Linked DNA regions of Homo sapiens: region 1 is linked to region 2. Evidence: chromatin contacts called from ENCODE Hi-C or POLR2A ChIA-PET data. All regions are on one chromosome and are shown on one strand. Each heading gives the region's core, a stretch centred on a gene start or an enhancer-like site at or near the end of the contact. The rest is flanking DNA. Distances are from core to core; before and after follow the strand shown.

Evidence for each region. A loop is a pair of places that touch in the nucleus more often than their neighbours do. ChIA-PET counts read pairs that join two places held with the same protein, here RNA polymerase II (POLR2A). Pooled maps may share reads with other maps.
Region 1: a map of naive thymus-derived CD4-positive, alpha-beta T cell shows a loop between it and region 2 (5-fold over the local background). The contact joins the promoter of MIR3677HG here to the enhancer-like site in region 2. A Hi-C loop is called at or near these places in 10 of 168 maps with a recorded cell type or tissue (B cell, CD8-positive, alpha-beta T cell, GM12878 and 5 more), 24 of 37 single-sample maps with no recorded cell type and 23 of 50 pooled maps. POLR2A ChIA-PET finds 5 or more read pairs at or near these places in 22 of 52 experiments (A673, AG04449, CD4-positive, alpha-beta T cell and 18 more).

Annotation. Positions count from the first base shown.
Region 1 is chr16:2,267,262-2,269,961 of GRCh38, reverse strand. It overlaps MIR3677HG (MIR3677 and MIR940 host gene), which reads right to left and starts at 1,299. Exons shown (of 3, transcript NR_132988.1): 1 at 1,119-1,299. RNPS1 (RNA binding protein with serine rich domain 1) reads left to right here and starts at 1,836. Exons shown (of 8, transcript NM_080594.4): 1 at 1,836-1,907. RefSeq lists a silencer at 1,189-1,638 and an enhancer at 1,769-2,028.
Region 2 is chr16:2,158,034-2,160,733 of GRCh38, reverse strand. The region is part of intron 1 of TRAF7 (TNF receptor associated factor 7); the gene reads right to left. Among named protein-coding and RNA genes, the nearest start is that of TRAF7, 3.6 kb to the right of the region's middle. RefSeq lists enhancers at 266-847, 848-1,430, 2,597-2,700. Within about 2 kb of position 1,298, at least 16 of the 41 ENCODE cell types and tissues checked have a DNase peak (open chromatin) inside an H3K27ac peak, as active enhancers do.

The DNA of each region.
Region 1 (2,700 bases), core at 50-2,549, 110 kb before region 2:
GTACCCAAACCAGACTGATGGGCCTGCCAGCCTCCACCCACAGGAACACACTGGTGACTTACTGCAGCAGACTCGGGAGGTAGCTCCTCCTCCTAGCTGCCTTTGTCCCCAACTCCTTGGACATCCCTTAGCCCAGGGTGAAGGGTCAAGGGCACACTTGACACCCTCGGACAGGGCCAGAGGGAGTGGGTCTCGGCAGGAAGTCACCAAGAGCTGGCTTCCCACACAGGGAAGAGGGCAGTGATGGCAGACCACATCCCCACTATCTATCCATCCATTCACCCACCCACCCACTCCGGGTCACCAAGCTGCACCCTGTCCTTTGCTCTGACATCTAAAGTCTCCAAGTCATGCTGGTTCTCTCCTCCCAAAGATCGGCTTGGATCTGTTCCCTTCTCCCTTCCTTGCTGCCACGAAGCTGTTCAGACAAAGTCTGAAGCTCAGCGCACCGTCAATCCCTCCACAAATAACCACAGGGCAACGACTGCCTGACAGGCACAGCAGAGAACAAAACCCGCCCTCGGCCGGGGGCGGTGGCTCACGCCTGTAATCCCAGCACTTTGGGACGCCCAGGAGCGAGCACTTTGGGAGGCCAAGGCGAACCTAGGAGCGGATCACGAGGTCAGGAGTTCTCGACCAGTCTGGCCAACATAGTGAAACCCTGTCTCTACCAGAAAAATACAAAAAAAATTAGCCGGGTGTGGTAGTGTGCGCCTGTAATCCCAGCTACTCGGGAGGCTGAGGCAGGAGAATCGCTTGAACCCGGGAGGCGGAGGTTGCAGTGAGCCGAGATCGCGCCGCTGCACTCCAGCCTGGGCAACAGTGCGAGACTCTGTCAAAAAAAAAAAAAAATCCGCCCCGTCAGTGTGGGGAGTTGACGCGGAGCCTCCTGCCTGCACCCCTACAGCGTCACCCCCTCCTCTGTCCCTGCCAGAGGCGCCACCTCTGGACTCTCCCAGGGTCGGACCCTGGTCGACAGTGCTCCCTGCCCGGACCCTGCACCGGCCGATGGATGAAGCCTCGGCGCTGCGCCGTTCACACGCTCCGTGCCGCTGCCGCGAAGCTCGCGCGGGCCTGCGAGCCGGTACCCGGGCCTCCCTTCCCTGCTTCCAGCGAACCTCGGCGCCTGCTGTTCCCCCGCCGGGCGCGCCCTTCCATTCGGGTCTCAGCGGCAGTGTCACCTCCCCGGAGAGGCCCGCCGTTGCACCCCATCTCCCACTCTCAAGCTCGTCGCTCTTCCTGCCCGCACAGCCCGCCTGCCGCGCCCACCCGGTGGAGGTCCGCCTGCCGGGAGGCCGCGTCCACGGGAACACCCCAAACGCCACCAGTGGATTTTGACCGCACGAACGCACGCCCTGCCCCAGCCCGTCTCTCCGAGCTACTTCCGCCCTGCGGGCCCCCACGCCCCGCCACGCACGGCCGCAGAGCCTGCGAACCCCTCCTGTGCTACCACCCCGCCGGCCTCAGCACAGCCCGGCCCGGAGCCCCGCCTCCACCGCCGGCGACAGGGGCCGGAGTCTGCCCGGGCGGGCCCAGTGCGCCCGCGCAAGGAAAGGGGCGGGGCACGGGCGCGTTAACACCCTCCGCGCCGGAGGACGAGCCTCGGTCATCGCGCTGCCCTCCCAGGTTCAACAGGCTACCCATGTGCCCGCTCCAGTAAGCGTGCAACCAGCCCGGTCAGTCCCAGGGACTTTACCGGCTAGGAGACACCTTGAACGTCCCCAGCGCGACTCCCACAAACTGCCTTGACTCTTTAACGCTTCCTCGCTGGCGCCCATTGGGCCAGGCGTTTACGTCATCGCTGCGCGCCGGGCGGCGGCGACTTCCCGCTCCTTGACTCTGACGTCAGAGCGGCGCCGGCCTCGGCGGCTGAGGAAAGCAGGAGGAGGTGGCGGCGGCGGGAAGATGTAAGTTGGGGCGGAATCCGACTGCATCCGTGTTTCGGGGGCTGCCCGGCAGGCCCGGCAGGACGCCTCGTGAAGCCGGTCCACTCCTCAGCCCCGCAGTGCGGCGGTGGCCTGGCAGCGCGGTGCGGGCTCCGAGAAGAAAGAGTGTGGCCCGGGGCGGGCGGAGTGGGAGGTGTCGAGGCCGTGGCCCGGAAGTGGTCGGGGCCGCTGCGGACGGAAGGGCGCCTGTGCTTCGTCCGCTCGGCGGTGGCCCAGCCAGGCCCGCGGGACTCAGACCAGCGGGGAGCGCGGCCTCCGCCCTTGGGGCCCTCCCGCCGGGCCGGAGACCCAAGCCCCCAACGCCAGGCCCTGCCCTGGAAGCGCTCGCGGCCCGGCGCCTGGACGGGGGAGTTGTGAGTGAACGCGGACGGGTAGCGGCGAGGTCGGCGTGTCGGGCCGGTGTCGGCGGGCGCGGAGTTTCTTTGTGGGATGCGGTGGAAGGTCGGCCGATCCCCCCTTCGGAGTCATTAATTCAAACGTGTACTCCGCGAACGTTTCCCGGACTCCCGTGTGCAATTATCGGCGCTAGGCCGTGGGGATACGGCCCACTATGGACCGAGCACGGTGGCCGAGCTCAGTTTGATGGGTTACCCCAGAGGGGCGGATACGGGAAGGTTAAGTTTGTTGGAGGAGAAACGTGGAGTAGGCTTTTTGTCTTGATTCCGCATGAACTGTGCCTGAAATGTACTTTTAAATGGGGAAGGTGCTCTGAAGATTTGTGCCGAAACGCCCTCTCCTCGAGATTTAACTAATT
Region 2 (2,700 bases), core at 49-2,548:
GTTCCCAGTGCTGGGGAAGTGGGGGTGTGTTCCATAGAATGAGAGACTCTTCCCAAACCGGGAAAAGCCATGGGGGCAGCTAGTGGCTGAGAAAGGGCTTTCCCCATCAGCCCCCCTACCCCTCCCTTCCATGTCCCCACCACGCCTGCCCGAGCACCGCCCGCCCACCCACACCGCCCGCCCATCCACACCGCCTGCCCGAGCACCTCCCGCCCACCCACACCGCCCGCCGGTCCACACCTCCCGCCCGTCCACACCGCCCGCCCATCCACACCGCCTGCCTGTCCACACCACCTGCCCGTCCACACCACCTGCCCGTCCACACTGCCCATGCTGGATGCTCCAGGAGTATTCGATCTTTGAAAGAGAAAAGTCATTGAGGAAGCGCAGCATCCACCCTGGGGAAGGCCAGTGCTGACCTTCAGGGGCGAGGTGCGTGGGTCAGCACCGTGCAGAGGGGAAGGGCAGGATTGGCCCCCCACCGTCCCCTCCAGCTGGGGCCAACGCAGGGCAGCCCCTCCCTGACCTCGCCTGAATCTGGGATTCAGGCCCAGGGTCTTTGTCCACCCCACATTCACGTAGGAGGGATTCCGGGGCCCTGGGGGCACCCACTGTGCAATAAGGAAGTGGAAGTCTTCCTCAGCGCCTCGCTGCCTCCACCCCAGCCCCTCTTCGGCAAATCCCTCAGGAGCCCCTCCCTAGCTCCCACAAGCTGGGCTTAGAGGGCTCTGCTGGGGCATCGCCCTGGGGGCATGTGGGATGCGGACACCCACCCCTTTCCCTGGAGACACACCTGGAGGGGGTCTGGGTCAGGGGTCCCCGCCCACTTGGCAGCAGCCTGGGGGGCCCTGCTGAGTGGGGGAGATGGGGGCTTCCAGATGCAGCTCCCTGCTCGGGCCAGGCCCGGCCTTAAAGCAGCTCCTCCAGCAACCCGGAGCAGGTGGGGTGTGGGGGTCCCCTGAACATGTGTGGGGCGCAAGCCATGGGTGGGTGTGCCTGTGAGGCCTGCAACTGCCCTGGGAGGAGCCTGGGACGGCTCCAGAAGCCTCCGCCCCGCCTGCCACAGGGCTGTGTGTGGCCGGCTGGCTGGACTGCGGCCAGAGCTCCGAGCGTGGCCCCTGGCATCACAGAGCCTGCCCAGGGCACCCACAGACTGCCCGCCCCAGCCCAGCCCCTGCCTCAGCCCCCTGGCCCAAGCCCAGGCCGCTAAATTCTATAGAAACAGGCCTGGTTGCCATAGCAAAGCCACACGCACTTCCGCCGCTGTTCCCTGACGTCCCTTAGAACGTTTTTTCCATCCCAAATAGGCAGGGTGTGACGTCGAAGGCTCCTGGGGTGCCCCGGCCTCTGCCAGCCTTGGTCCTTAGGATCCCCTCAGAACCCCAGCAGGCCCTGGTCTGAGGCCGGCTTGGCCCCGCTTCCCTCCTAGCACGGCGAACCCCCTTGCCTGTCCCTGCCCCCAACACCCACAGCCCCAGCTCTGCAGAGGCCTCTGAACTCCTCCCCCAGCTCTGCTCCTACTGCATCCACTCAGCCTCCAGGCCTGTCTTGCCCTGGCCAAGCCTCTCCAGCGTCCGTATCTCCCTCTGCTCCAGGGAGGGGGTCCCCACAGCTCGGCCAAGGCTTTACCCCAACTTCACAGTAAGGATGCCTTTTGCTGCCCCTCCGACCCCTTGGGGGCTGGCAACATCTCTCAGTCCTTTTTTCCCCTGTATCTCATGGCTGTCTATTGTGTGGGGACCTGGCCCAGTCGAGGGGAAGTCCAGAGGGCTTCCTGGAGGATGAGGCTGCTGGGATCCAGAGTGGGGAGAGTATCCTGGGGCACAGGAAGAGACCCCAGCTTCACAGCTCTGGGCTGGGGAGTGCGTTCCTGGCTCTCACCCAAGTCAAGTGGGCCTCAGACTCTCAGAAACAGGTCGTGAGCTTTGCCCAAGAGCCAAGGGTGGCAGTGTCCCCCCCCCCCCCGCCGAGCCCACGCTTCCCAGTCCCACGCTGTGTTCTCATTTGCTTCCTGTGTGGCTCGGTCTCCCGGGCTCCCTCCTTCCTTCTGCCCTGCAGCAGCAGGGAGCTGACATAAACACTGGCCATACATGGGCCCGAAGAGGCAACAGGAATGTGAGGGCAGAGACCACTGACCCCCTCAGTCACCCAGCGCCCTCATGCCAGCGTGCCACCGCACTGCCACCTCCTTTCCCACACCGTCCCACGGCCCTCAGTCCTGGCCCTCTGCGTCGCTGCCCCCTACTTCCCACCTGGGTGCTTCTGGGGTTGGGTCACCTCCACCCCGAGTTTCCAGGCAGCCGGCTTCCTCCAGCCGGGTGAGGGTGTCCGGGTCTACACGTGACCAGCCCCAGCCTCCAGTGCCCGCTTTCCCCTTTCACCTGCCCCACCTGGCTGCACCCTCCTCCTCCAGGGAGCAAGGCTGGGGACAGCAGCGGATCTGTCAAAGACTAAGGGGTTGGTGGGTCCCTCTCCACAGGTTCCCCCCGCATGATCCACACAGAGGGCCTGGTGAAGTCCTCGGTGCCCACCCACTGAGAAGGCCGGACTGAGACACACGCAGCCAACAGCTCTCGGCCCTCCCCACATGCCCTCCCTGACCCCGCAGGGTGTCCATCCAGGAGATGCTGTGACACCGTGGTCAAGGCCACAGGCACTGGGCTCAGACAGAGCTGGGTTCAAAGTCCACTTCTACCACTT